Regions from separate parts of the Homo sapiens genome. Here region 1 is linked to region 2. A link is an interaction called in ENCODE POLR2A ChIA-PET data of the cell type or tissue named here. Cell type or tissue: Panc1. All regions are shown on one strand. Links, peaks and the distances in the headings refer to the core of each region. The heading gives the core; the rest is flanking DNA.

The links. ChIA-PET counts read pairs that join two places held together with the same protein. Peaks named below come from ENCODE experiments on the same cell type or tissue, not always from the same donor. Only the 100,000 strongest peaks of a DNase experiment are listed, where the experiment ranks them.
Region 1: POLR2A ChIA-PET joins it to region 2 with 11 read pairs; 3 of 35 experiments call an interaction of 5 or more read pairs at or near these places.

What each region holds. Positions count from the first base shown.
Region 1 is chr15:70,340,056-70,355,373 of GRCh38, forward strand. No RefSeq gene overlaps it. Among named protein-coding and RNA genes, the nearest start is that of LINC02205, 160 kb to the right of the region's middle. RefSeq lists an enhancer at 4,343-4,844. In Panc1, for the core only: no CTCF peak of the experiment used is centred there; no DNase peak of the experiment used is centred there; H3K27ac peaks cover 237 bases.
Region 2 is chr15:70,161,042-70,176,359 of GRCh38, forward strand. No RefSeq gene overlaps it. Among named protein-coding and RNA genes, the nearest start is that of TLE3, 71 kb to the left of the region's middle. In Panc1, for the core only: no CTCF peak of the experiment used is centred there; no DNase peak of the experiment used is centred there; H3K27ac peaks cover 752 bases.

The sequences.
Region 1 (15,318 bases), core at 4,216-12,215, 180 kb after region 2:
ACCTCGCTGTATGTTTACAAGTTTCCTTTGACAATTCAGTTTTGAAGATGGGCTTCATTAAAGGGCAATTATAGGTTAAGTAACTTGTTGGCTCATTGCCTAATGTGGAAAACTCGACTATGACAATCAGATAATTCTGAGATTAAGCAAGACAGCAATTGCTACTGAAAGAAGAAGCTTAGCAAGAGGATAAAAGACTCTCCAGCCATGACCTCATCCCAGCTGCCCGTCTGGGCAGGAAGTCTGGATTCAAGGGGCCAGCAGGCTCTGGGAACCTCTGGCATCGGGGGTGACCTCTTCTGGGAAAGGAGACCACAAAAGGCAAAGTGCTCTCCCATTGAGTGGCAAGATTCCCCTCTTCCTATAGGGCTTAATTCTCCCAGAGGCCTTCTCCTGGGTGCCAGGAGTGAGCCAAGCTGGTCTGTGCTGTGGCCTCTGTTTGTACCCGGCTGTTTTCCATCAGCCCACCCTTGCTAATACCTCCACTTTCCCTCTCCTTCCACATCTCTGACCATCCATGAAGCTTCCCTAATGCAGAAGGGGTGAATTACCTCAATATTCCTTGAGAACTTGGTGTCAGATAGGAAATTTTCTATTATGTGTCAGAAAATCCCACCCCAAACTATGACTTGTACAGAAAGGGGGATTTATATCCTCATCTACTGATGTAACTAACAGGCTCAGAGGGTGTTGACCTCAGGAGTAGCTGGATCCAGGAGCATTAAACAATGCCCTCTCCTCTGCTTGTCCCTTATAAGCCCCATTTTCAGAGCTCTTTCCACACTGTGGCAAGATGGCCACAGAAGTTCTGGTCCAGCTGGAAAAAAAGCCTTGTTTCCTGATGATTCCTGCCAAAGTTATCTTATTTGACCTGATTGGACCAGTGTAAATCATGTGACTGGGTAAACTTCACATCCTGATTGGATGTTCTTTGGTTAGGTGTATGCTCTACTCTACAGCAGGTGGGAGGCTTATTAGGAGCGCATAGCCTGAGGATAAAGGAGGGACAGACCCTCAAAAGGAAATCAGAGTGCTGTTCTCAAAAGAAGGGGAAAGAGATGCCAAGAACCAAAAATCTAACTAATATACTTCTGGCCTCTGTCATGCATTTATTTATTTATTTTTGTTACTATTATTTATCTTTTTTTTTGTTTCTTGAGACAGAGTCTAGCTCTGTCACCCAGGCTGGAGTGCAGTGGCGCAATCTCGGCTCACTGCAACCTCTGCCTCCCCAGTTCAAGTGATTCTCCTGCCTCAGCCTCCCAAGTAGCTAGGATTAGACATGCACACCACGCCCAGCTAATTTTTGTATTTTTAATAGAGACGGGTTTTCACCATGTTGCCCAGGCTGGTCTCAAACTCCTGACCTCAAGTGATCCACCCACCTCGGCCTCCCAGAGTGCTGGGATTACAGGTGTGAGCCAATACACCCTGCCTGTCATGCGTTTAAATGTTAACTTTGTGATAATCCTGTCTCTCAGGTAGATTTTTAGTTCCTGTGGGGCTGTGGTTCTGAAAAAGTGGTTCCCAACAGGCAGCAACAGCATCACCTGGGAATGTGTTAGGAAGTTTCCGGCCCAATCTGGCTCTCCTTGAGCCCCTGGAGTCCCTCAGGTTGGTGGCCACATGTCCCAGGTCTCCATGCCCCTGCTGCATGGAGGGGTCAGTGCCATCCTGACTTAGCCCAGCTGATATTCACAAGGGCAGCATGGGGTGACAGCGAGAGCTGTGGATTAGCAAGGTCAGAACAAGGCTCCCAGACCTGGCCTGGGCCCTGCAGGACACATTCAACCCTCCTGAGCCTCACTTTCCTCATCTCCGAATGAGAGGCTCGGGAGTAAGGATTCTGGATCCACACTGTATGACACTTGGGTCTGCGGAGCTCTCTGCTGGACCCTGGGCAAGAGGCTGAGGTGGGTGCACGGAAAGATGGAACGGTGGTTCCTGCCTTCGCTGACCTTATAGTTCAGTTACATGCGGAACAGTGACACTCGGGTGACTAAAAACCAAGCCAGCTGCTTCTATTTCCAGGTTCAGGAGCAGGACACAAACACATGAGGCCCTATAAGCAGCAGGATACCACTGTGGGCTTTCTGGAGAGGGTGAGCCTTGAAAAGGGAGTTTGATTAAAAAGTAAAGGGAACACCCTCGAAGGAGGTGGGGAAACTGCTGAGCAAGGGCATGGAGACGGGGTTTTGTCGTGTGTTTGGAAGTGGGGACAAGACTCCCTGGCTCTCCCTTGCTTAATATGACACAGGCTGTGTCTTCCTCCCCGCACCTCGTAAAATCTTGCCTCTTCTGCCCCAGACAGCTGAGGACCTGTTTTTTCAGAGTATGTGCTCAGAATTACTTCTAGGTAGGCTCAGAGATTGGGTGGAGGCGGGGTGAGTGTGATGCTGTGATTAGATTCACCTTCAAGACTGAACCAGCCTCCCCACCGTTCTGATCCAGGCAGCAGCCCCATAACACAAGAGTTAAGAGGAGTTTGGAACGTGGATCTGGACTGTTGAGAGGAGGTGGAAGATGAGAAGTCCTAGGCCAGTGTAGGGAGGGAGAGAGCAGAGGGCATCTCTCATCGATTTGCTCATTTGTTCAATCAACAGCCAAACATTCACTGACTGTCTGCTCTGAGTTAAGGCCTATTCTGGCACTAGGACTGCAGAGCCTCCATAGTTCTGGATATCTGTTAATGCTGAGCGTTTGGAGAGTTTGTCTAAACCCCCCATTTTACAGATGGGAAAACTGAGGCTCAAACCCAAGGCACACAAGAGGTCAGTGGCCTGGCCAAGATAGGCCAGGCCCAGGTATGTTCCCGCCAGCAAAAAGGGAATGACTCCAAGAGGCTGGAGCCTGTATGGACCCAAGCGTCACCTGGCAGGAGAGGGAGAGTAAGCACAGATGCAGCCTCAGGGCCTGAGAGGGGTTGAAGTGTCCAGACGCAGATTCCCAAGAGTGGAACAATTAGCAACAGACGAAATTCAGACAACTGGCCCCAGGGCAAGTTCAACAAACAGCCACCACAGGGCAGAGGTTTCTGGGAGTCTGGCCCCAAGCAGGATGGGGGCAAAGAGACCAGGTACTGTGATTAAGTGCTGGAGGGGTTGGGGTTGTAGCCCCGGAGAAACTGATGTGCCTGGTCCTATGTGACAAAGGCAGGCCTGCAGGGTCCCAGAGTGAGGAGCCAGCCCCTCTGCAGCCCCTTTTGCCAGAGGCCACCGCTGATGCAGGGCTGAGCCTAGGAAAGGGCCCAGCACTAGAGCTGGGATGGAGCAAACCTGTGGCAGATCTGCTGGTGGCCCACAGCTGCAGAGCTGGAGGGCCTCAGCCAATAACAACATCAATATAATAACAAGAAGGATGAGACAAGGCTTACCATGCAACCAGCACTGTGCTAAAAACCTGTGTGCACTGTCTTGGTAAATCCCAGCAACAAGTATATCTCCATATCACAGATGAGGAAACTGAGGCACAGAAAGGTCAGGTCCTTGGTCAAGACCACACAGCTAGCAAGGAATAGAGCTGGACTTAAACACAGGGAGCTGGATTCTAGGGCCCATGTCTTGAAGGAATTCTCATCTCCTTTCTATGGTCCAGCCTTTTGATTATGTACATTTTCAAACATACATGAAAGAAGAGAAAATAGATATATGGACCCGCAGTGTATCTGTCATCCAGCGTCAGTGTCGATCCACATTTTGCAATCTTATTTCTCCACAGACCTCACTATTTTTAGGAGAGGGCTAGGGTATTTTAAAGCAAATCACAGATATCGTATCCTTTCAACCTTAAGCACTTCAGTCTGCATATGGAATAGATAAGCATATTTTTCTTTCTCATACCGACTATGCTGTTATCACACCTAACAAAATCAGCAGTGACTTCTGGATGTCAGGGGTAAGTCTCTCTGATCATCTCCAAGATGGCTTTTTACAATTGCATCCAATCAGGACGCAAATTAGATCCACCCATTGCGTTTCGTTGCTCTGACACTCAGGTCTCTCTGATTCTCAAGTTTCCTCTCCCCACTTTCCCATGCCAACCAGTTGAACCTCCTTTTATAGATGGGAAATGAGGCAGTGTTCGCGGTCTCTTCCAGGACTAGGCCCCAGCCAGCTCTAGTTCATTTCTGCTGCCGCCGTCGTGGCAGACCCTTCTCTTATTTATTCTTTTCTATTTGTGAACTAGCAGAGAAGTTAGCAAGAACGGGCATCCTCAAGCTCTGTGCGTTCTCAGGATATAATTCACTTTAATCTTTTAAGCATTTGACAGTATTTGCTCGAAAGAAGGAGCAACAAGTACATAATTATTGCACTAATTAAGCTGCCAAAACACAAGCGTGAGGCAAGAGCACCTTTGAAACGGGGAGCCCACGACGCATTAGCATCTGCTGTAAGCTTATTAATCACCTAACAGGCAATTAGCAAGCTGTTACTGTTTGAGGCTGCTATGTAAATAAATTCTTGGGTTAATTTCTTCCTCTGATAATAAAGAAAACATTATGAAAATTAGCTAAGCGACAATGTAAATGATCTTCACTGTTAATTATATGACAGCGTTACATATGCAAGGACCCCAGCGCTGATAAGGGACAGGCTCCCTCCTTCCCCATTGCCCATCCCCAGCCCCCACCTTGGCTCTGCCACTTTAAAAATAAAAGTGTTGACACAGGTAAGGAGGGGGAGCTTTGGGGACTGGAGTCACAGCTGTTTGCTTGCAGCTTGCCCAGAGCAACTGCCAACTCCTGCAAACTGGGATGTTTTGTCACCTGAACCTCAAGTGGCCTTGGGCTGGACCTGTGACCCCAGCTGGCAGGAAGGGAGCAAGGAAGGGGCAGAGGACCAGGCCTGGGGTTCTCCCCACCCATGGCGGCCTGCTCCCTGAGGCCTCGCAGCAGTGCTGAATAGACTCCTGGGTTTATGTCATTGTCACATGGGGGAATTCCTGGGTACTACTGCGCATGTGGCATTGCTAGACAGAGGCCACCTAGCTCACCCATCTGGGTCAGGTGTGTGGCATGAGGCAGGTAGAGGCCCTGTAACTCAAGTTCAAATCCTGCCTCCACCACTCAATGTCTGTGTGACCTTGGACAAGTGACCAAACTCCCCTCAGCCTGTTTTTTCATCCGTGAAATGGAGATGATGGTACCAGAACCTGCAGAGGGTCGCTGTGAACAAATATAAGGGATAATTCTCATAAAGCCCTTAGCACAGAGCCTGCCTATGGTGAGCACCGGATACATGCTCACTGGCATTATCATCACTGATCTGGTCATTCCAAAAGACATTGATCATATGCCAAGATCTGTGCCAAGTGCAAGGAACCTCACAGCCTTGCCATCATGAGATGGGAGAGCCAGGGCATGCATGTCAAAATAGCCAGCCCCGCCATGCAGCCAGGCCACGAGCCAGAGGAGAGGGACAGACCAGGGCCCGAGGTGTTGTGGCAAGGTGGGGAAGGGATGAAGCCAGTATCTGGCTTTCTCAGGGGCTGGGTCTTGGGCACTGTTTTGGTTCTAAGCAAGTCCTGTAGTGTAATGGAGGGAGGATGGCTTTGGATCAGATGATGGTTTGTCTTCCCTTAAGGAAGCTCACTGCTCTGAGCCTTGTTTCTCACTTGGTTATGGAAGCAGAGGTAAGTGACAGGAAGCATCCAGCACAAAGCCTGACACGGTGGATGCACCATGAGGATGGGTCCCCTAAATTGTAGGATGGAGGGCAGACCAGAAAGCCTTCCAGCCAGGGTCAGCCTCTGAGACCTTTAAGGTCCTTTGAGCAGGGCAGAGGGGTCTGTGTACTACTGTTGATGGTTGCCCAGATGCCAGCATCTTGCTTGACCAGGTCCTGATGCGTGTTCCCTTACAAAAGCAATTCCCCGAGTTAGTCCTATCAGATACTCAATGAGGAAAGGGGTTCATGGTCAGTTGAGTTAAGGAAACACCCAGTTAAAAAGGTTTCTTTGCCAGGCGTGGTGGCTCATGCCTATAATCCCAGCACTTCGGGAGGCTGAGGCAGGTGGACCACAGGGTCAGGAGTTCAAGACCAGCCTGGCCAACATGGTGAAACCCCATCTCTATTAAAAATACAAAAATTAGCCGGGCAGGGTGGCGGGCGCCTGTAGTCCCAGCTACTCAGGAGGCTGAGGCAGGGAATTGCTTGAAACCAGGAGGAGGAGGTTGCAGCGAGCGGAGATCACGCCATTGCACTCCAGCCCGGGCAACAGAGTGAGACTCTGTCTCAAAAAAAAAAAAAAAAAAAAAAGATTTCTTTGCTGCAGGGCTTTTCTGAGCATCTAAACACTAATATGCCCATATCACAAAGTGCAAATGCTTCCATACATGAAGAGACCCTACAATCAATAACAAGACCAGCAATCTATTTTTTTTTTTTTTTTTTGAGACTAAGTCTTGCTCTGTCGCCCAGGCTGGAGTGCAGTGGCATGATCTTGGCTCACTGCACCCTCCACCTCCCAGGTTCAAGCGATTCTTGTGCTTAGCCTCCTGAGTAGCTGGGATTACAGGTGACTGCCACCACACCCAGCTAATTTTTATATTTTTAGTAGAGACGGGGTTTCACCATGTTGGCCGGGTTGGTCTCGAACTCCTGACCTCAAGTGATCCACCCACCTCAGCTTCCCAAAGTGCTGGGATTACAGGTGTGAGCCACTGTGCCCAGCCTATATTTTTTAAATGGGCAAAAGTGTATTATCTTGTTCCCTGAAGATGCATACAACCTATGACCCAGCAATTCCAGCCCTGGCTATATATACTCTGCTTTAGAAGTTTTTGCCCATGTGCACTAGGAGATATGTACTAGAATGTTCCTAGCCACATTGTAATAACAAAAATTTGAAGGTGACCCACAAAGCCATCAACAGGAGAAAGGGTAAATTGTGGCATATTCATACAATAAAATATGTTACAGCATTGAAAATTAACAAACTGTAGCTATTGTAACATGGACACATTTCAAAAACAATGCTGAGGACTTCGAAAAATGTTGAATAAAATAATATCAGTTATAGAACTATATATATAGTTCAATACCATTTATATAAAGCCTTAAACATATACAATAATATTTTGTTTAAGCAAATATATAATCTCTTGATAGGAAGATAGATAGAAGATAGATAAAGAAGAATGAGCAAAAGTTATAGACAGTTCACAGAAAATAAAATGTAAATGGCATTATATGTAAATGTAAAAAAATGTAAATACTGGAAGAAAAAAGGCTCATTCTCACTATGACTTAACACATGAAAATTAAAATCACAGTGAAATATAATTTTCTACCTTTTACATTGGCAAAGAACAAAAGTGTGATAATGCATTGTGCTGGTAAGGACAGAGGGAAACAGGCTTGCGCCTAAATTGCTGGTGGGAGGGAATCTGGCACAACTACCCTGGAAGGCAATTTGGCAACATTGATCAAAACTGAGAATGCATATTCCCTTTGACCCAACATTCCATTTCTAGGTTTTCTGCCTTAGAGATAACCTCCTAGGATTGCAAAATGACTTGTGTACAAGAGTATTTACCGCCATGATGATTGCAATAGCAAGAGATTAGAAGCATCCTAAATGTGCATTATAGGACATTTAAATAAATTATGGTACATCAGCTGGATGAAGTGCTATATGGTCATTCAAATGCATGAGACGGCTCTATGTGTACTGATAAGGAAAGAGTGCCAAGATACATTGTTATGTAAAAAAGTGCTATGCAGTATAGTATGCTCCCATTCTATGAAAATATGTGCATATATAATTACCTATGTCATATATTTATATGCGTATAGGCTCACCCATGCATGACTGTCTCTTGAAGGCTTCCCAAGAAAACAATGTGTTCCTCTGATGCGGGGACCTGGGTGGTGGGACAGGAGAGGGAAGGAGACTTACTTTCTGCTGCATGTAAATCACAACTCATAGCAGACCTAGCCCGTCCTTTCCACCTTACCTGTCTCTTCTTCCAGCCTCAAGCAGTGACAGCACTGTGTGAGCATCAGCCCACTTCACAGAAGTGCCATCCTGCTCTTGCACTTCCTCTTGCTTCCCCTTCAGGGCATCTCTGTGGACCTTACCACTTCAGGACCACCCCTAGTGCCCACGATTGCCCAACTCAGACACAAGGGAAAATTATCTTCCATGGAGCCAATCTTCAGCCAATTGGAGACTGGACCTGATGGAAATTTCTTCTCACTTGTCCTTTGCTATAGCAACCCTGAAACACAGTTTAATATGGCTTCTCAGGGAACAGTCCCTTGGGATCCAGCAATCAGTTGCACTTAGCGGCAGCCAGCTCAGTGTCAAATTCTCATGTCGGCTCTTCCTCCTCTGTGGCCACTCCCTAACCCTCTCCCTAGGACTGCACTTCTAATCAAGTCATAGCATCTAAGCTCTGTTTTTTAGGGGGCTTGAGCACAGACAAGCTCTTTTGCACCTTTAGATTTCATCCCTTGTAATGTACCTACTAATACATATGTATATAATATACATATTATACACATTAGCATATATGTATGTGCTAATATGCACCTTGAATCTGCAAGAGGGGATAGAGAATAGCATATATACATTTCCTACTCTTGGTTGACTGTGGACCCTTTCTTGGGTACCCGCTGTCTTCTTGGCATTCCATGGGAAACAGTTGGTAATCCACCCCACACTGCTTTGCGTCCCAGTTCTGTCCTCTGGGGCCCCCTAGACGAGCCTCTGCCTTTATTCCATGACAACCACCTCATAAACTGAAGGCCATTATCCTTCTCCTCTTTTCCAGTTAAGGGTCTTCTGCTACCTTAATAAGGTCTCTGACAGGCTCCCCCAGACCCCTTGACAGCTCAGCCGTTCTCCTCTCTACAGTCTTCAAACCTTGATGTGCTTTTTAATCTATGACACCTAGAAATAAATAAAAATCTTGGAAAGTGGCCGATGAGCACAGACAAAAATAAGGCTGTCACTCTTCCGGCTCTGGACGCGTTGGCTCTGCCCAGTCCGTGGAAGAGGAGAGACTTCCCTGTTTAGCGGCTGCATCACACTCTGGCTTCTATTGATCTCGTGGCCAACAGACTCCCCCCGGTCTTTTGCACAAGACCGGCTGCAAGCCAGCCTCCCACATCCTGTACTTAGGCAATCGATTTTTCTGAACCTGAAATGCAAAGCGCACACTCACTCATCCCTGGTAGGCTGTATCCTGCTAGAATCAGCCGCCGGCCCAGGCCTGCCAGGATCATGTGAATCCTAAATTGGCCAGCACAGCACAGGGAGGTGGAGAAATTTGCCCTTAGGCTGGTCTGCCACAAACTGACTGTGTGACTTTGAACAAGTTCTGTGTCTTTGTAGAGTGGGAAGGGGTGATCTCTAAGGTCTCGCCCAGCCTGACACTCTGAAACACTTGAATGATCACTCTCTCTCCCAGCTTTGTGATCAACCTGCCCTCTGTGTCTGCATCTACCAGGCTGCTGATCCAAGTGTGCTGATGAGTTCAGGGCCAAGCACAGACCTTGAAGGCAGGCTACCAGTGACCCCCTCTAGGTGGAAATGGAACCATCCATCAACCTATTTTGGCTAGGTTTGTTAAATGAGCTATGAAACCAGTAGCTGATTTATGACCAGCCTACATTTGGGTCTGTCTTCTGTTTACTATCCTGCCTTTTCTCATCCATTGGCTTGTACATGTGAAAACACCTGGCCGGGCGTGGTGGCTCACACCTGTAATCCCAGCACTTCGGGAGGCGAGGCAGGCGGATCGTGAGGTCAGGAAATTGAGACCATCCTGGCTAACACAGTGAAACCCCGTCTCTACTAAAAATTAGCCAGGCGTAGTGGCGGGCGCCTGTAGTCCCAGCTGCTCGGGAGGCTGAGGCAGGAGAATCACTTGAACCCGGGAGGCAGAGGTTGCAGTGAGCCAAGATTGCGCCACTGCACTCCAGCCTGGGCAACAAAGCGAGACTCTGTCTCAACAAACAAACAAACTAAAAAAAAAAAACACCTAACACAGTGTCTAGCCGGAAGTCTAAGCAAGGTATGTGCACACTTCTTTTTGCTTCCTTCTCAGCTCTGCTATAACTATGTTCCTGCTCTGTATCTCCTGCCTTCTTTTATACCCAACTTGCCATGTGACTCCATGGCTTTGTGAAATGGACACGGGCTTTGTGACAACCGTGTTTGTCCAGCCGACCACTAAATTGGGCTGAGTGGTCACCAGGAGGTCCCCAGAAGACTGACCTCTGAAAAACTCCATATTAATTCCCATTGATCTTGGACCAAGGAGAGAAAACTTTACACTTGTTTTGCCTTAGTCTTGGGGTAGGAACTAGGTTTTATTTCCATTCTCTGTGTTTCTAAATCCTAACCCCATTGGAAAGATTATGGTGAGCACCTCAGGAAACTTTGCTTCCAAAGGCACATGGAACACACATCCAGGAAAATTAAATTTTACATTTAAATTTAAAAATTTATAAAATAAAAATAAAATGGAAATTCTTCCACCAATGTATTATCTAACAGGTGAAAAAATAATACAGACTAAAGAAAGAGAAAGATGGAAACACTGGTCTTTATGAAATGGACAAGATTCTCCCATTGAGTTACTGGAAAGATTGAATGCAATTCTATGTGGTCTCTCCTGGCAGATTGGCACATTGGGGGTGCTTAATGTTTTGCTTTTGTTTTTGTGTACGAGGGGTATTGGTTCTAATTATTCAGATGTTAGAGAGTTGGAGAGGTCTTTAAAGATCTGCTAATGAATCCTCTTTTTTTTTTTTTCAGACAGAGTCTCACTCTGTGGCCCAGGCTGGAGTGTAGTGATGATCTTGGCTCACTGCAACCTCCACCTCCCAGGTTCAAGCAATTCTCCTGTCGCAGCCTCCTGAGTAGCTGGGACTACAGACATGGACCACCACACCCAGCTACTTTTTTTTTTTTGTATTTTTAGTAGAGACAGAGTCTCACCATGTTGGTCAGGCTGGTCTCAAACTCCTGACCTCAAATGATCTGCCCGCCTCGGCCTCCCGAAGTGCTAGGATTACAGGCCTGAGCCACTGTGCCTGGCCATGAATCCTTTCTTAGCAGATAAGGACCCTGAGGCCCAGAGAGGAGCAGAAGGAGAGGCAGCCACTTGCTAGCTCTTCGTCCTCCCACCGGGAGACCATGTTAAGTTGCTAATGATAGTATAAGGTAGTGATAATGGCTAACACGCATGGAGTACTCACTATGTCCTACCACTGTTCTCCCACCCCATCCTCACAACAACCTTACGAGAGAGGTATGATTATTTTTTCAAGTTTCTAGATGGGGAAACAGAGACACAGAAAGGTTAAGCAATTTGCTCAAGGTCACACAGCAAGTAAGTGGCAGGGCAGGGCTTCTACTCCAGCAGGCCAGCCTCAGAGGCTGCAAACCCAAAGGGCTAAAGCAATGTCTGGGAAAGAACACTGCCTCCCTGCTTCTCCTCTTGCCACTGAAAGGGACTCTCCTCACAGCTGCAGCTCCTGTCCTCGTCAACCATTAGCTGGCCAATGCCATTCCTCCACTCAGCCCCCTGAAGGACCCCTCATTGGGTGAGAATCAAACCACACACCCGCTTTCCTCCTCGGTCCACACGTGACTCTGGCCTGTCCGAGCTCCTGCTCACTGCCCTCCAGCCACACAGGCCTCCTGGCTGTTCCTTGAACCCACTGAGTTCATTGGCTACTCAGAGACCACACACCTACTGTTTCTTCTGCCTGGAACACTCTTCCCCTGGGTTTAATTCAGGTCTCTGCACAAATGTCACCTCCTCAGAAAGGCTTTCCCTGAACCATTGAAAGTTCTCCTCTCCCTCCCTTGACTGTCATTCTCTTCCCCCTCCCTTGCTTTATTTCTCTTCCCAGTGCTTATCCTGACCTGAGGGGTTTGCATGATCTATTTGGGCCTCCATTATTTGCCTCCCCCACTAGAAGGTGGGAGGCCGTGAGCTCCCTGCTGCATCCCTAACACCTAGCACAGTGCCTGGCACATTGCAGGCATCCAATCCATCTTTGTTAAAAGAATGACTAGATGCAATTGCCTCACTCTCCTGACATCCAGGCCAGGGCTCAGGCACCAGGATCACCTGCTGGATGAACACAATCAGCACAGGCAGGAGGCAGCTGTCTTAAACATCCCCACCCTGGACTCCTCCTCCACATGTTGAATCCTGGAGAACAGACAGGGGAGAGCTGGCTTTCTAGGGTGCAGTGGGCAAGAGCAGCCCGGGGAACTCATCATCAGGGTCTAAAGGGCACATAGGGAACAGACTGGAGCCAGGGGCCAGGAACAGGGGAGGAAGCAGCCCCCACAGGGCTAACCAGGCCCAAGACAGCATCATTTCCAAAGGCCCATCCACGAGGATCCTAGTATGTAGAGCCAAGGCTTGAAAGCACAGACTCCAGAGCCAGCCCACCTATTCCTGGTCAGTAACCTTGGACAACCAGTGCTCAGCTGGCCTCCTCATCTGCAAGGCTGCAGTGGAATGAGCTGCTGGACATGAAATGCCCAGCCCAGGGCCTGCAGGGCAGAGATGCTTGTCACACACACCTTTCTCCTCTCTTTGGTTCACCTTTCCCCTTTTCTCCTTCCCCTAACTCTCCAATACCTTTGCCCTTCACACTTTCCTTCAGAGTCAGGCTGGCTAAGGCTTCCAGGCTGATGCATTGTCCATGAGGGCAGGGAAGACACTCCCCCAAAACTTATATGTACTGTATTGAGTCTTCCAGAGACCCTGCACACTTTCTCCTAAGCTCAAGAGCTCCTGGAACATGGCACTGGAGGCGCCTTGATTACATGCAAGAGGAGAGGAAGGGAGTCCACAGTACTTCCTTGTGTTTGTTTCTGTACTTGAAGTAAAATTCACGGGACATAAAATCAACCATTTTAAAGTGTACAGTCCAGTGGCATTGAGCGCCTTCATGGGGTTGTGCAACCATCACCTCTATCTAGTTCCGGAACATTTTCATTGCACCCAAAGGAAACTCCATACTCATTACACGGTCTTTCCCCATTCCCCCTGAGCCCCTGCAACCCCGAGCCCTCCCCGAGCCCCTGCAACCACTAGTCTGCTTTCTGTCTCTGTGGATTTGCCTATTGCGGACATCTCATTTAGATGGAGTCATACAATGTGATCTTTGTGTCTGGCTTCTTTCACTCCATGTAATATTTTCGAGGTTCATCCACATCGTAGGAGGTATTAGTACTTCATTTCTTTTCAGGGCTGAATAATATTCCCCAGCAGCACTTCTTAATTCATAAGAAAGACAGTGGCCATTCCACATTTGGGCAGGGCTTTTCCTGGAGCTGGGCAGGGGCATGTGGAAGGAATTCAAAGAAGGAGTAAGGAGGGAAGACAGGGAGTAGGAAAGACGGAGGAAGGAGGGAGGGAAAGAGAGAGGGAGGGACGCCACCCTATAACAAGGATGAATGCAAGCAGCAGGGCTCAAGAGGATGCAGCTTCCAAGCCATGAGGGTGCATTTTGGTGACACTCAAAGATCAGCGAACGGTAAACACCTGAGCTAGGCAGCCCCGGGCTGGGCACGAAGCCCCAGAAGTTACAGCTTCTGCCCTGTGCATCTCGCCCACTCGCCGTTCTCACAACTTTCTCTTCTTGCACATGGGTCCTTTGGCAAGGCTGGCACCCCTGCCACCCTGCAAATACAATGAACACCCCACTCTTTGGAGAGGCCTTTCCTCTCTTCCACTGCTGGGGGACCTTGGTGCGCGTCAGGGTAGCTGCAGGGGCCGACTGCACTGTCCTGGCACCTTTGCCAGATCACAGAGGCCTGGACCCCCCACTACTTAGCTGTGGGCCAGAGCTTTGGCTTTGCACTTTGTGTCGAGGAGACATTCAGGGGACAAGCCAGGGCAGACGGGACTCCCACGTTCTTCGTTTGTTCCTTCACAAGGGTGTGGGGGTGGAACTGCAGGATGGGGCTTCCCTGGGATGGTTTAATTCAGTACAGAGACCCTTGTTTTTCCTGGAGCTTGGAAAGCCAGTTCTCCACACCTGGGGCTTAGCTGTGTCATGCCAGGGAGCCCAGCCAATCGAAATATTGACTGAAGTCAGGTTTGAAGGCTTTTGATGACCCAGCTTTGTTTGTGTTTAATGGGCTTGGAAATTTAGATGCCCTTCCAATTCAAACTGGTCTGCCAAGGGTCTTTTCCCCCTCCCTGTTTTGTTTTGAATATTGGTTTGTTAAGTGGTTCACAAGAAAAATTCAGGTTTGGGTTCGGTTCAAGGATCAACAAATGTGTGCAGTTAGTTCTGGTCTGGGGTGCGCGGTTCAGACCAGTCTGAGGCTTTGGTTCAGAGAGAGAGGACAAAGCCCGCCGTTCACCGGGCAGGAGGAAGCACCGGCCCCCCTGCCCCTGCGGCCCCGCTGTGGGCCTGGGCCCGGCCTCTGCTGCATTTAGACTGGGAGCTTCAGCCCTCCAACCCCGGTGTGTCTCCGGAGGGCAGCACTGTTTGATTGATTTTGAAAGTACGACAGTAAAACAGTTAATAAAAACCCGATAGGTCTGTGCAGAGGCACTCCCCATACCACCTAAATGAGCGCTATTCATCAAGGCTGGGCACAGACGCCCGGAGCGCCTCATACAGAGGAGGGGTTGGGTAACCACTGCCCAGCGCCTCAGGGACCCCAGCTTCCCCTGTCTGCTCTCAGCCCCCAGTGAAGATGAAAACGTCTGCCTCTGGAATTCCAGCTTCCCCTTTTATTAAGGCAGAGGTTCTCAAAGTGTGGTCCCAGAACCGCCAGCAGCATGGCCCCTGGGAACAGGTTAGAAATGCATATTCCTGGACCCCACTCCTTGCTAAGCCTGAACTCTGCGGTTGGGGCCCAGCTATCTGTGTCTTGTCAGGCCCTCCAAGAATTCTGATGCAGGCTCCAATCCAAGAATCCTGCTCTATAAAGTCTCCTCCACACTCCAACTCATCACACACCTTGAGTTTTCAAACCTTGTGTTTCCTCTCTGTCAAAAAATACTTGACAAATCCAGATAACACTAAGGCTGGAAGTTTTGGAACAGAGGATGAAATAGCAACCCTCCACTCAACACTAGAGATCTGCGTGGCAGCTGATGAGAAGGAGGGTCTTTTGGGGGCTGGAGTGGGCTGAAGGAGCACTGTCTGCCCCAGCTCTTTCTGCTTTTTCAGAGTACTGGGACAGGAGAGGTGGAAAAGGTTCAGGGTGTGTATCTGGAGCTGGAAGGCCTGGGCTCAGGTCTCCACTCAGACCCGTGCCTGCTGTGTGACCTTGGGCAGGTCATGTCACCCCCTGTACTTTTTAGTTCCCTCTTCTGAGAAC
Region 2 (15,318 bases), core at 2,612-10,611:
CTGGCGCTTGCTCAGGGCTTCCTCTTGGCAGTGCCCCTGCCCTGGCCCGGTTCTGTTTATGGCTCTGCGTGGGGTTTCTGTAGAGCAGCTCCAGCAGAACCAGAGACCTGGGAAAAGGGGGCAGTGCTTCTCGGAGGAGGGAGGGTATAGGCTGAGGACGAACTGGACCAAGCCCAAGGGTCCCCTGCTAATGCAATCTGAATCTCACACCTGGTATCACGGGGGCTTGAAGGAAGAGGCTCCTTGGTGGCAGGGTGGTCCATAGGGCCTGCCAGCAACCTCTGAGCCTGCAGGCTCCTCCTTCCTGGCATGGCCATCCAGCCAAGGAAAAGCCCTCCTGAGCGACGCAGCGAGGCAGGTGGGGGGCGGAGAGGTGGCCACGCGCTGTCCTTGGGCATTCGCAAGTGCTTTCCTATCCATGATCTTACCTGGCCTTGACACCTCCCCAGTCACCTGGGACAGGGGGACTGTGCCTTGAAACGTCTTGCTAATCCTCTGCCGGGCAAGGTGTCTGGCACACAGTAGGTGTTCAGGGAACACAAACTGAATGAATGGATGAAAGCAGGCTTCGTGCCTGCACAGAGCTCATTCTAATGTGTGTCCAAATTCTTACTGGCCTTGGGGCTTTTAGGAAAGTGACTTCCCCTCTCCGAGTCTCATCTTCTTCATTTAAAAGACGGGCATAGTCCAGGTCTCCACTTCTGAATGAACCCCTCTGCACCCCTGCCTCCAGTAATTCCCATGTGGGAGGCTGCAAGGAGGAAAAATAGGCAGAGTGATCCCTGTGGAGCACCAGGCTCCATGCGGGCTTGTCCCAAAGACTAGCTAGCCCCTCTCCTGGCCTACCCTGCCTGGCTACAGGGCTCATTAGCTTCATTTTGAGGATTAGGAACCAAAGCTCTGGGCACCAAGTGACTTGCTCAGGGTCACACAGACAGTAGTGGGGAGCTAAAATATTGAGCCCTGAGTCTCCTGACCCCAATGCTATACCTGTTTTATTTCTGGGTGAGGAAGAGGAATGTTGAGAAAGAGAGAGAGAGTGTGTGTGTGTGTGTGTGAGAGAGAGAGAAAGAGAGAGAGGGACAGAGAGAGAGAGAGAGAGAGAGTGTGAGTGTGTGAGAGTGTGTGTGTGTGTGTGTGTGTGTGTGTGTGTGGTGGTGGTGATGGTGGGAGAGAGGGCGTGAATAAGAGAAGAGGGAGGATGAAAGACCAAGTAGGCTGGAAGAATGACCGAGACCCAGGCCCTGATTGGTTTCAGATGCCTTTGGGGAGGGTGGGTTGAGAGATGGATCAGCCCTGCTGGGGTTGGGTTGGGCTGAAAGCCACAACCAGAAGCAACGCAGCTCTGGATGGGTCAGGCCTTCTCTCTGGAGAGTGGGATCTCACACTTGCCCCCCAAGCTTTAGTTTTCTCTACACCCCACAGAGCAGGGTGCTTAAGAGCACTGGCTTGGGGGTCAAATGGATCCGGATTTAAAACCTTGTGTAGCCACCTACTAACTGGGGGAAAATCACTTAGCCCCTTGGGGCATCATTGCACCTTCTGAGGTTTGGTCAACACTATGAGGGTGGGGGACTCCTGAGAACTCTCTCACGGGGTTGATGTGAACCATGGGAAGTGAGGCTACACATGGACGGCATTTAGCACAGTGGGGACATGTCATGAGGATTATCAGTGATAGGTATCATGCGATTATTGCGGGGACAATATGAGACATGAATGTGAACATCAGGGCACAGCGCCTAGCACCCGGTAGTGCTCAATTTATTAATTCTATTGAGGACCATAGCCTCAGCCACATGTGGAGCTGACAGGGGTCCTTCTCTTCCTGGAGTGGGCTTCCAGGCAGCTGCCCGGAGGACAATAGGCTGTGAGTGAACCATGCAGGTTCATTCTCAGCACCCCCACCACCCCAGTCCTGCCAGCTCTGAGGTACAGCACTCCTCTATATGCTGGATTCGGAGCACTTGATGGGAGCACTGGAAACATCTAAGGAGGAAAAGGAAAAAGTGAAGCTGGTAATCAGCTGCTGAGGATGCTGGGAAAGTCTCTCCTCAGCTCCTCTCGGGGCTCAGGTTGCTGAGGAACCAGCCCCGGAGGTCAGGCCTGGCTCAATCTCTCCTTTCATTAATGCAGTTTCCACTGGCTGTTTCCACACTGGAGTTTTCATGCCAGGTTCTCTGCTTCCTCTGGGAGATAACAGGCAGTGTGGGAGAAATGGCTGTGGCTCTGGATTCAAATCGCAGCCCTGACACCTACTAAATGTATCTTCTTGGGCAAGTCACCTAGCCTCTTGGAGCCCTGGTTTTCTCATTTGTGACAAGGCATCCCTGGTGGCATTGTTGTGTCAATTAAAGCAGAGTGTTTACATTGTACCAGGCCCACACTGAGGGTTCAGCAAGTCTTAGGTTTTGTTTCCCCTGCCTGGTTCTTAGCCTCACTGAAAAAGGAAAAAGAGAGGCTTATCCTCACAGAGATTGAAGGAGAGTGGGTGCTGGGCGACCAAGAGCTAGGGACCCAGGAGAGAGAAAAATGCACACCCAAGAGATGGCAAAGGGGCCCCTTCTGATGACGAGCTAGGGGCTCTACTATCCTACTGGGGTCTGGCCCACCCTCGTTACTATGGGTTTCTGGTTGCAGGAGACCTTAGAGGGGCTGATCCTGCCCCCATCTTCCCCACCCACACACCAAGGAAGGCTGGTTGTGGATAACTGAAATCCCAGAGTCTGCTTCTGCCATGCTCTTGAGGCTGAGGAATGGGCTCAGACAGGTGGGATCCCTGTTACTACATCAGCACTAAGACAAAGGGACAAGCTCTGGACCAAGAATTAGGAGGCTGGCTCAGGGCTAGTTATTTTTCTGGGTCTTGGATTCCCCATCTGGGAAACATGGAACCAACAGTATCTATCTGCTTGGACTACCATGCAAGTCTGCACATGATCTAACTCCAAAGGAGTTGGTCACCCAGATGTTCCTTTTGGGGCTCCTGGGGGCTTCCGGTGCGCTCTTGCACTCGCGCGCTCTCTCTCTCTGTCTCTCTCCCTGAGGTGAAGACATAAGAGGCAGCAGATGGCCAGGACCTTTGCTGTGGTCCCAGGAGCCCTCACTGGGTAAATAACACTGACTCCCAGTAAGCCTGGAAATTTCCATTCTTTAGGGAGAACATTAGTGAGCATAGTGCCAGCCACTATTTTAGTCACTTTTAACCCAGGCTGCCTGGCTCCAAAGACCACACTCTCTTGCCCACTACATGGTATTGCCTCTTGTGAAGCACACACATAATATTCAGTATGTGGCTCTGGAGTGGGACTGTGTATCAGTTAGCTATTGCTGTATAACAAGTAAGTCTAAAAACTAAGTGGTTTATTTTTCACAATTCTATAGGTTGTCTGGGCAGTGCCTCTGCTGCTTTCTGCTGGGCTCATTCGCTCAGCTGCATTCAGCAGGAGGGTGGGCTGGAAGGGCTGCTGGACTGGGGAATCCACCGTGGCTTGATGCACATGTTTGATGCTGGAGTGCCTCAGTTCTCCTCCAAGTGTCCTCTCACCCTCCAATAAGATAGACAAGCAGCCTTGGGGCAGCATCCCAAGGGCAAGAGCAGAAGCTGTCAGGCCTTTGGGGCCCAGGCTGCTGAACTTGCTGGTACCTTTCCATCACATCCTGTTAGTCATGGTGAGTCCAGATTGACTGGACGAGGGAAACAGATCCCACCTCTTGATGGAAGGAACCTCAAAGACATTGTGGACATATTTAATTTGCCACAAGATGCCTGGGTTTAACTCTCAGTTTGGACACTTGCTAGTTGTAAACTTGAGCTTTTCACTTAACCTGTCTGAACCTCAATCTCCTTCTCTGCAAAATGGGGACAATCCTAATCCCCCTTGTCAAGTTTTATGACGACTAAGTGAGAAAAGGGCATGAAGTGCTTTGCCCAGTACCTGAGACATAAGCGCCCATTGTGATTATATTAATAGACCCTGCTCTTACTCGTCCATGACCTCAGGGCAGAAAAGGACTTTGAGGAATTCAGAGAGGCCTGGTGCCCTGGCCAGCTGACAGCAGAGCCTGACAATTAGCTAGGTCTCCCGACTCCCCGTCCAGTGTTCTTTCTGCCACACAAGCTGCCACTCTTAGACTGAGCACAAAAGACAAATCTTCCAGTCTGGGGATGGCAGATCGATTTTCTCACCCTTGCTGGCTGTGATTGATTGGTGGTGCTGCCCTGAGTTCTGCAGTGAGAAAAGCTGTGAGGTCTGGCCCCAGCTCAGTGGGAAGGAGGGCCAGGATCGATCGGTGATGTTTGCCCTGGGTGCAGTCGCGGGGCGGGGGCACACACGCAGTTTGCTTGCCATTCCTGCTCTGGTCTTAGCTCTGACCTCACCCCTGTGGCTGTACTAGGTGCTGGGTGAACAACGTGCTCCAGGCCTTTCATGTCACAGAAGAGGACGCAAGGTCCGGACTGGTCAGGAGATTGGCCTCATGGTCACACAGCAGGATGTTTCCTGGTCAGTGACTTTCCCATGTTTCCATTCTTCCCAGATCCCTGGGGAGTCTGGACAAGTGTGTGTCTGGCTCCTGTGGCCTGAGTTTCCAATTCCCAACTAAGAAAGGTAGAGATTCCAGGGCTTTCTGCTCTGGCTCAGGCCTCAGGCAGGGGGTCCTTAAAGCACCAGCATGGGGAAAAAGGCTTCTCGGCTCTTTGTTTGGATTCAGACAGGGCATTTTCAAGTTTCTTGAGATCACAGTGGAGGCCAGCCAATTCTATTTTCACTCGAGGCTCAATCATCTCTTTCCCTGGTCTTCTGCACACACGGGCTGGCGTGAACTCAGATGCGGCAGGCCCACAATTAGGAGAGAGGGAGGAGTAGTTACTCAGGCGCTCAGGGCCAGCAGGTTTGGAGCACCCTTTCCGAGGCAAAGACATGACACAAATCTTCCCACTGCCCAGCCAATTCCTCCTCGTGTATCTGCCTGGGGTGACACTCAGACAAGGTCTGCACTCAGGCCCAGCCATTAAGGAATTCATTAATCAGAATCCTGTTTACAGCTCTCTGGCAAGCGATCATAATTTACTGGCTCAAGCCAGACCCTGGGCCTTCCTGCAAACTGCTGTGACATTTGGTAAAAATATCAGCTGGGGACTGGGCCAGGCCGGGAGGTGTGTATGCAATTCATGCTGACTTGTGAAACAGAGGTGCTGTGTGGGTCACAGGCACTAGGGAAGGCTGGAGGACAGGCTGTCACTGGTTCCAGGTGTCACCTTGGACAAGTCACTTCCCTGTCATCTCACATCTGTATTGCAAGAGGTTTGGAGTAAGTCAGATGGCAAGTCTGTCAGCCCACAGACTCGCCCCTTGTGCTCTGCACAGGATCCACTAGCATGGGTTTTTTTTTTTTTTTTTAAATAAAACAATAGAAAATGGAATCCCTTGCCAACATTTACAAACTGCAAATTTCACTTGAAAATCTAGATTTCTGGTACATGGGGAGTGTACTCCTATCTGGCAATGAGAGCCTGAAGCTGAGTATTTCCCGACATCTCCAGATGGGTCTGTGGTCTCAGGTTTGCCAAGGTTAGCAACGATCCCTGCTACAAGGCATGGGCCCAGGGCCTCCATGTACGGCCGTGCAGGTTGCACACTATTGTGGAGCCAAAAGGGGGCTGAATCCCTACAATCTGCTGGCATGCCGTGGGCACTCGTGGCGTTTACATCTCCAGAGGAAGGGGTCTTTTTTATAATTCTCACAATGGCCTTGTTTGGGCCAGCCATGGTCCTGCCTGGGCCCACAGTTCTGTAGTTTGCATTCCACAGAGGGCCAGGGTGGGGCTTCCCTAGCGCCACAGGCAGGGACACTGGCAGGCCATGGGCTGGGAGGCCTTGGGGAAATCTCTACTCTTCTCTGGGCCATAGTTTCCTCACTTAAAAAACAAGGGCATGCGCTAGCTGATCTCAGGGGCAATTCTAGCTGTAGAATATAATTCACCGGAGGGGAAGAGGTCATGGCCGGGGCACACGAGTGGGGAGCTGGGCTGTGTGGCTCCGCTCTGGGGAGAAGGCTCCAAAGCCTAACAGGAGCCAGCAATAGGGGCACAGCACAGACTGGGCACAGCCCTCCTGCCCCCAGCCTCATCTTTCAGTGCTCTTCAAGGCAAACTCTGGCCATCGGTGCTGGAAAAATTTATAATCTGGCCTTTTCCAGAAAAAGTTTATTGACCCCTGCCCTAGACCCACCAGTGCCCATGAAATTGGAGTTCGGATCAACTCAGCCCATTTTTCATATTTTACAAATGAAGGAAATGAGGCACAGAGAAGTTAAGCAACTTGTCCAAGGTCACACAGCTAGTGAGAGACAGAGTTAGCATCTGAATCTAGTGAGTCTGACTCTGGAAAAGCACTTTTCCAAAGTAGTGAGATTTCAAAGAACAAACCAATGCCCAGAGCACAGGCTAGAAAATGGACAATGTACGGCCCCTGTATTGGGCATTTTATTCCAAGGCACTTTCCTCCCTGGAATATATATTTTAGTTGATCATCAGAAGAGGGTTTATACAGGAGAGGGTATGTGTAATTAATGCTTTTTGTTTTTGAAGCTTTGAAGTGGGGCCATGAGATAGTCTAGTCTATGAGGCTCATTTGGAAAGTGGCTATTTGCACATGGCAGCCAGGGAGAGAAGGGTTCACTAAGTGACTGTCTAGGGCAGGGGGAATATTTAACCTATTTAGGAGAATGAATGGGATACAAGCACTCCTGAACCTATGTTTGTAGTTGATCCACAGTGTAGGTCCTTATAGAATATTGTTTGTTTCATGTTGATTGATGAATGGGTTTTATTTCCTCTATAAAAAAAAAATAAAAGAAAAGCATTCCTTGTAACAGGTCCTAAGGAATACCACTTAGGCGAACTTACTTAAAATCTGATACACCTCATAATGTTAAATATTTCATGTAAAATACACTTGTTACACAACACCATGTAGCCATTTACTATTAACCAATTTTTTCAGAATACTTTTATTATTTAGGTAAAATAGGTTGATATAATGGATTGCTATCAGGATGTCTTATGTGCAATATATTTTATTGCTCCTCATACATGCTAGTGCTCCTTCACCTTGAACACTATGGAAACATGTTTGAGAAAAGGAAACGCATGGAAAGTTAATATCACTACACCGAGTTAACATTTAAAATCAGAACCAGGCCAGGCACGGTGGCTTATGCCTGTAATCCCAACACTTTGGGAGGCCGAGGTGGGTGGATCACCTGAGGTCAGGAGTTCGAGACCAGCCTGGCCAACATAGTGAAACCTCGTCTCTCCTAAAAATACAAAAATTAGCTAGGTGTGGTGGTGGGCGCTTGTAATCCCAGCTACTTGGGAGGCTGAGGCAAGAGAATCTCTTGAACCTGGGAGGCAGAGGTTGCAATGAGCTGAGACCACGCCATTGCACTCCCGTCTGGGCAACAAGAGCAAAACTTTGTCTTAAAAAAAAAAAAATCAGAACCATATACCCAAGTAGATGCTACACCTCTTCCTGGAAGTCACTCTTTAAGATTCTGATGTCTAAAGGCAAGCCCCTAAAGGCAGCACCAACAAGCAAAACCTAGCACCGCTCAGGACCATCGTTCCAGTTTACTTGCCGAACCAAACAGGTTTATGTCATTGACAATATACTTCATTACTACCAAATCACAAATTGAATGCCAATCAAGGCATAGATTTGAAATATGAAAACAAACTTGTAACTTGATAAGTCATCTTTGGGCATTTTGGAATCTTCTGGAAAATGATTTCCTGCACAATGGTTTGTTCTCCAGCTTATACAGAAGTTACTCATACATTATCTCATAGTCCATACTCTATTGGAGTGTGATGGATGTTACCATCCCCACTGGACGGCCAAAGAAACTGAGGCCCAGAGAGTCCAATGGCTTCACCCAGCAGAGCGGTCTTCACCAGCTCATCTGCGGGTTGGGTCTGTGCTCTTTGAATGTGCCAACTCTTTGGTTGAAAATAACACAATCGTACTTCTTTTCATTTTGTCCCCAGTTGTCATTAATTCCGAGGGCTTCTTCCAACAAATCCAGAGGAATGAGTCTTGAAAATACAGCCCACAGGCTATACTTTTTAGAGGCCAGGCCCTGGCAGGCAACATGCGAGTGTTGGAAGAGCCCCTCTGAAGGGAGGCAATGGCAGAAGGGACGAGGAAAGGTGTGTGGTTTGGGAGCCAGAGTGAGTCCTGTCCAAATCCTAGCTCTGACACTGGCCCACCTGGTAACCTTGGGTGAGTCACTGAGTTTCTTTGGTGCCTCAGAAGGTTGAAATGGCAAAATCAGCATAAGGCTCCTGGCCACTCAGGGCTGGTCCTTATCATTGTGTATCCTGGTTTGTTTACTACTCTGCCCCGAGATCAGACTCACACAGCAAGTCTATACCCAGTTCTTCACTTAATGACTGGAATTTGTTCTTGAAAACTGCTGCTAAATGAAAATCTATTAAATGAAAAACTCATTCCATACATTTTAATAGGGAAAAATGATTCCTTCCATCCCCATGGCCTGTTTTAAGGCGGCCTCATGGGCAAACTCTCCAAGGATATGGTCTGGGAATTTATGTGTCTGCAAAGCTCCACAGGTGATTCTAATGCATGCCCAGGCCTGAGAACTCTCCTGACTCCTTTCTTTTTCTTTTTTTTTTTTTTAATTAGAGATGGGATCTCCCTGTGTTATCCAGGCTGGTCTGGAACTCCTGGGCTCAAGTGATCCTCCCGCCTCGGCCTCCCAAGTTGCTGGGATTACAGGCATGAGGCACCATGTCCACCCAACCCCTTCCTTTTCCCTTTGAAGAGCCCAAGATTCCCTCACACCGGCCCCAAGATCTGAAATGTGGTAGGGGTTTTACACCAAATAGTGCTTTACAATCATACCCATTAGCTTCCTAAACCCCATTTTACAGATGGAGAAAATATTTTACAGACTGGAGGCTGGCTCAAGGCCACCCAGACAAAATGGCAGTGCTCTGGGCTGAATCACAGGTGGGTCCATTCTGAGGTCTGTGCTCTCTGACCTGTGTGTGTGAGGAAGATGGCTTTGCTAACCCAGGCCTCCCTGATATTAGACCTGATGGTCTCAGATCATCATCTGCCAAGGATTGAAGGTTCGAGTGTGCCTGGCCTCTGCTGCAGCTCGCACGTACACAGCTGAGGGGCCCCAGCACTTTTACACAGGGTCCTGGCTCATGGTTTCCTCAGAGATTTCCCAGTGAATAAATCCCAGGCCCTCTTGGTGTAAACAGGAAAAGATGACTAGCCGGGGCATTTGGTGGGTGCTGCCTGGCCCTTGGACACCTCATACATCAAAGCGGGTGCCCCGGGAGCTCTGGCATGGAGAGGGGGTTGATTCAGGGCAGCCAGGTAGAATTGAGCTCTTCCCAACACCTGTGTCCCCTCCCCAGCCAGCTGGGCTTCTGTTTGGAGGCCGGGGCAATGAGTGCTTTCCATACCGTCTGGGAGACAGTGTGTTCCTGTTGTGATGGGGCTGTGTGTGTCAAGAGGTGAGAGATACTCCTGCCGCCAGAGAGTTTGCAGCCTCCCTGGAGAGACCAGACACGCACTGTAAAAGGGAGTGAAAGAGGTGCATGTGCATGACTGTGTGTGTGTGCGTGTGTGTGTGTGCACCTGCACAGAAAGTGCACCTATGGTCTGTGAGCTAGGAGAAAGGCTAGGGAGGAGGAGGAAAGGCATGGAGAGAAGGGGAGAAAAGAGGAAGAAAAGGGAGGGCAGGAGAAGGAAGAGAAGAGGGAGGAGTGGGAGAGAGGCGAGGAGAAGAAGGAGAGGAAAGTGCAGGGAGCTGGAGCCAGAGGCCTCAGGGGCTTCATTTTCCAGCTGACCACCACCCCCTTGGTTGGATGCAGGATCAAGACTATTCCTTCAGGCCTGGGGTTCCAGGTGCACTGCCTGGAGGGTACAGCAAGTAGTAATATACAAGAGGAAGGGAGGGTCTGTGTGGTGGCTCCCACCTGTAATTCCAGCACTTCGGGAGTCTGAAGCTGGAGGATCACTTGAGCCCCGGAGTCTGAGCCCAGGAGTTCGAGACCAGCCACAGTGAGACCCTAGTATGGTGACCTACACTTGTGGTCCCAGCTACTTAGGAGGCTGAGGCAGGAGAATCACTTGGGCCCAGGAGGCAGAGGCTGCAGTGAGCTATGATTGTGCCACTGCACTTCAGCCTGGGTGACAGAGCGAGACCCTGTCCTCCCCAGCCCCCCCTAAAAAAAAAGAAAAGAAAAAAAAAGAAAAAAGTGAGGTGGGCCAGTTGCAAAATTGGAGTGGACCGAGGCTGACTAGAGAGTCTTGTCCAAAGGTCTCAGCCTCCGGAAGCTCCAGCTTATTGTTGCCATGTGGAACAAGAACTCCGTGTTGCCAGATTTTCCAATTTTCTAATCCAGAAGCTGAATTCCTGTAAAAATTTCCAATTTTTAAAGCCTCACTTGGACCAAACAACACACATTTGTGGGCCGGATTCTGCCTGCTCAGCATCTGACCTGGTCTCTTGGCTTAGAAAAGAGCACGGCTTTGGGGTCAGATGAACTGTGTGTGTATCTTATCTGCCACTTTCTGCCTGCAGGGCCCCAGACAAGTTATTTAATCTCGGAGCCTCTGTTTTCTTATCTGCAAGATGTGGATAAGAATGGCTCTCTCCAAGGGTTGTGGTGGGATTAAAGATAACACGTGCAAGAGTCCCCTACAGGGAACTAGCAACTAGCACGTAGTAAGTCATCGACAAACAGGTCTGTCTGTCTTCAGCTTGCTCTTCTCAGGCAATACTTCTTAGAAAGGCCCCCTTGAACATCTTTCCTCTGGAAACAATCTCCCTTGGTTTACAGTGAAGAGATAGACAGTCTATTCATTTGAATCTGGGACTGTCTGGATGGTAGTTTACTGGCTGATGTGTTTGAGAAGGCTTTCTTCCCAAAGCGGAGGGCACAAGTAACCAGACGTGTGCAGGCAGGCATAACCCTCTCTACCCATTCCACCTTCCCCCTCTGTAAGAGACTGAAGCTCAGAGAAGGGAAGGAAGGCTTGCCCAAGGCCACCTAGCAACTGTCAGTGGCAGAGCTAAGAGGAGAATTCAGTTTCATGGCTCCCAGCCCATGGCTCTCTGCACCCCCTCTTTCAGCTGGGAATGAGTCTCCAGAACTTGGGAGGCCCTGGTTTTCTCGCAGAAGGTACTGTCAGGCTGCCTCTGGGTGAGCTGGAGCCTGAAGAAACTCAAGCCTGCAGATGTGGCAGGTGCTCCTGCAAGCTCTCTCAAGCCTTGGAGCCCTTGAGCCAGGGAGGAGAGCCTGGGAGCAGAGTCTGGCCTGGGCCATATCTGGGCCTGGGCTCCACCCTTCCCTGTTCTGGTCCTGACTGTGCATTGCTCCCCTACCTGGGCATATTCATTCCCTCGGCCTCCTTAGCCAAAGTGTGCACTTGCTCAGAAAGGGGGCCCTGTCTTGCCATCTCAGTACTTCCCATAACAAATCAAGCACTCAAGACCTAGTAGGTGTTCAGTGAAAGCTTGCTGAATGGAAAAAATGGAGGAAGAAGGACTGACTGCTTGTCTACCAAAGGAGCAAAAACAAATTGAGAACACCACCACCAAAAGCTGACAAGATAGTAGTGGTGAAACTGGTATACCCAACTCCTGCTGGTAGCATTTGGAATTATTACATCTTTTAAGAAAGCGCTTGCACCATAGATAGGATGCACTCTACAGATTCTCCTCCCCTTTGACCTAGTCATTCTACTTCTGGGAATATGCAAATGTTCTCTCCTTTCTTAAGTCATCATTTTTTCTCCCTACGGCTCTACCTATTATTTGAATAACCTTTTCCTCTTTCTTCCCTCCCAGAGATTTCTTGCCCAGAGACTTCTTGAAGTGCTTTTGCTGTCCTGGTCCAAACTGCTTTTAAGGGAACATTAACTCATGAGCAAGGCTGGCACTTTTAAGCCCATTAACATTAGACACACATGAGATGGCAGCCCCGAGTCTTGGAAGCCAGGCATGACAGCAGGGCTGGTTTTTCCTTCTGTTCCTGGGGCTGCCCTTGGGCTTACAGCGCAGTCAGCCATGTTTGCCTTTGGTGCTCTCCTGCCATCTCCTTCTAAGTCCTCTCTGCCTTTCCCCTTCAGAAATCTTGTCCATGTCTCAACAGATGAGAACCTTGAAGGCCTCCGCCCAGGAGGGCCCAAGATGTTTTCCCTCCTTAGGGAATTGGTCTAATAGGATGGATTTCTGGGGAGAGAAAGGGAGAGCATGCTGGGTAAGTATCAAGATGGGCGTAGGAGGCAGGTATAGCTGGAAGGACAAGAAGCACCTTTCCAAGTAGCTCCTTTAGGAGCAAAGACAAACTGAAACAGAGAAGTCCAGTGAAATAAGTACCCGATGTGAGATTCACAGAACAACTCAAAATATTTCTAGCCAGTATTATATTGTCACCCCAGATTCTCCTGTTGAATGGAGCACAGCTTCTGATCAGATTTGTGTCTTTGGGAGAAGAGCTTGCGAACAAATAAACAAACTTGTTTCTGAGAGCCAAAGGAGGGATTTCGTAAGACAAGAGTTCACAGTGAGTCTAGGGTCTCTCCCTTTCCATGCCAAGTGTATTGGCAAAGCCCCTGCTTTCTTTCTCCACACCAGCACAGTCAGATGCATTGGCATAGGGGCTACTGATCTTATTGCTTCTTACTTTTCCATGAAATGCTGTGTCCTGGAGTGCTATTCATCTTTTCAATGTACATCTAGTGTTGGCTTCCAGTTGCTAGAGTCTTCTGGAATATGCACTTACCATATTCTCCTTAACTTTTCTGCATGAGGAACATCTAGGCCACCTACACATCCCCATATCACAAACATCACCGCAATCCACCTCCTGGACATGGACCTTTATGTACCTCTTGTTCCCTACAAGGGAGAGCCAAATCTCTACCTCCCCTGAGAAATTTACCTGTGAACACATGGGTATTGGAGAGGTCCTCAGAGATGGTTTCATCCAACTGGTCAATTTTCCAGATGAGGACTGTGAGCATCCAAGAGGGGAAATAACTTGCCCCCAGTCACCCATACATTCAATTGGTAGCAGACCCTGACTACAACCTTGGTCTACCTCCTCCTCTTTCCTCCTCCCCAAGCTTAGAAAATTAGAGGCAGCAACCAGGTAACAAAGGATGTAGCCAGGTAGAGACACATAGATTCAGAGCAGGACAAAAGCTTGACTAGATGGTAGCAAGGGGGAACGAATGAAAGACTTTGAACCTCCAGGTTTATCTGTCTTATGAAAGATACAGGAGTCTGGCTGAAGCTGCCTGGTCACTGAAGGGGTGTGTACGTGTGTGTGTGAGAACTCTGTTTCATCCTGAAAAGATAATGATACCAGCAGTGATGTTGCCTCTACAGAGAGAGCAAACAAGCCTGGAGCAGACGCAGAGGGAAGACATTGAGGAACAGCCAAGTCAAGCCAGCTGTCCTCTCAGCAGCCAAGGTGGTTTCCGATCCATGTGCTGTGGCGTGCTCCTGAAGCCAGAATTGCCTGTGTGTGAGTGACAACTCAGGAGGGTCTCTCCTAGACACTTGTTAAGTCACCAGGGGGTTTCTAGTAAAAATAACACAAGCCGTAGAGAACTCTGGACTTGTCAAAGTGCCTTCTTATCCCTTATCACATGATTTCATTTCAGGCCTGGTGTAATCTTTTTTTTTTTTTTTTTTTTTGGAGACAGAGTCTCGCTCAGGCTGGAGTGCAGTGGCGCAATCTTGGCTCACTGCAACCTCCGCCTCCCCGGTTCAAGTGATTCTCCTGCCTCAGCCTCCCGAGTAGCACCTGCCACCATGCCTGGCTAATTTTGGTATTTTTAGTAGAGATGGGGTTTCGCCATGTAGGCCAGGCTGGTCTCAAACTCCTGACCTCGGGTGATCCTTCCACCTTGGCCTCCCAAAGTGCTGGGGTTACAGGTGTGAGCCACCATGCCCGGCTGTAATCTTAAATGCTTTAAATAAATAAATGACTGTGTTTATTGTTAAAAATCTAAAAAAATACAAACAGACATAAGAACAATAATTTTAAAATTTCATGATCCTTGAAGTATTTGTTTTGTCAAAATATTAGAAAATTTTATTGCTATTGTTATAAAATTTATTTTTTCACCAAATATTTTATTGTTTCCTTTCCTTTTTTTTTTTTTGAGACAGTGTCTCACTCCGTCACCCAGGCTGGAGTGCAGTGTCATGATCTCTGCTCAGTGCAGCCTCTGCCTCCCAGGTTCAAGTGATTCTCCTGCCTCAGCCTCCTGAGTAGCTGGAATTACAGGCAGGCACCACCGTGCCCTGCTAATTTTGTATTTTTAGTAGAGATGGGGTTTCACCATATTGGCTAGGCTGGTCTCGAACTCCTGACCTCAAGTGGTCCACCTGCCTCGGCCTCCTAAAGTGCTGGGATTACAGGCGTGAACCACCGTGCCCAGCCAGCCTTTCCTCTTTATATGTCTTTAAATATTCTTCACAAGCATTATTGTAAAAGACTATATAATATTCCATGTGTGACTATATCATAATTAATTAAACCATTCTCCTGCAGTGTCATGTTAATGGACATTTATGTGGTTTTTGAAATTTTGCTATTATAAATCTGTGACAAGCATTGTGTGACATATATATATCTTTGCCCCCAATTCTGACAATTTCCTTGGATTAGATTCCTAGAAGGAGACTTACTGTGTCAAAAGATTTTTTGGGGGCAGGGTTCTTAAAATGTAGCACCAAATTGCTTTCTAATGTAAGGTGCTGTTAGTTTATACCTGTGTCCACATAGAGTAATATTACTTTTTTGAAGTTTTTGCTAACTTAATAGTTTAAAAATGACTTAAAAATTATTTATGGCACATTTTTATTTGTTTGTGTTTTTGTGGTCATTAATTTGCATTTATCTTGTGAATTTTCCATGTATATTTTGTTGATTTTTCCATTGGCATTCTAGTTGTTTTCTTATCAATTTGACTGACTCTATATATTCAGATCAATCTTTCTTTTTATTACAAATGTTTTCAAGTTTGTAATGAGGCTTTTTAGTTTACTTTATTATGTTTATGAGAATTTGAAATATTTCAATTTTTCTTTGGTCAAAGGTATTAATTTTTCTTTATCTTTCTTACTTTCATGTCTTTTATCCTTCTAGAGCTTGTTTCACTGCATTTTAAGAGCCAATATTTATCTTTGCTTTCTTCTAGATTTTTATGGCTTTGCTTTTTATGTTTAGCTCTTTAATCCTCTGTAATTTATTTT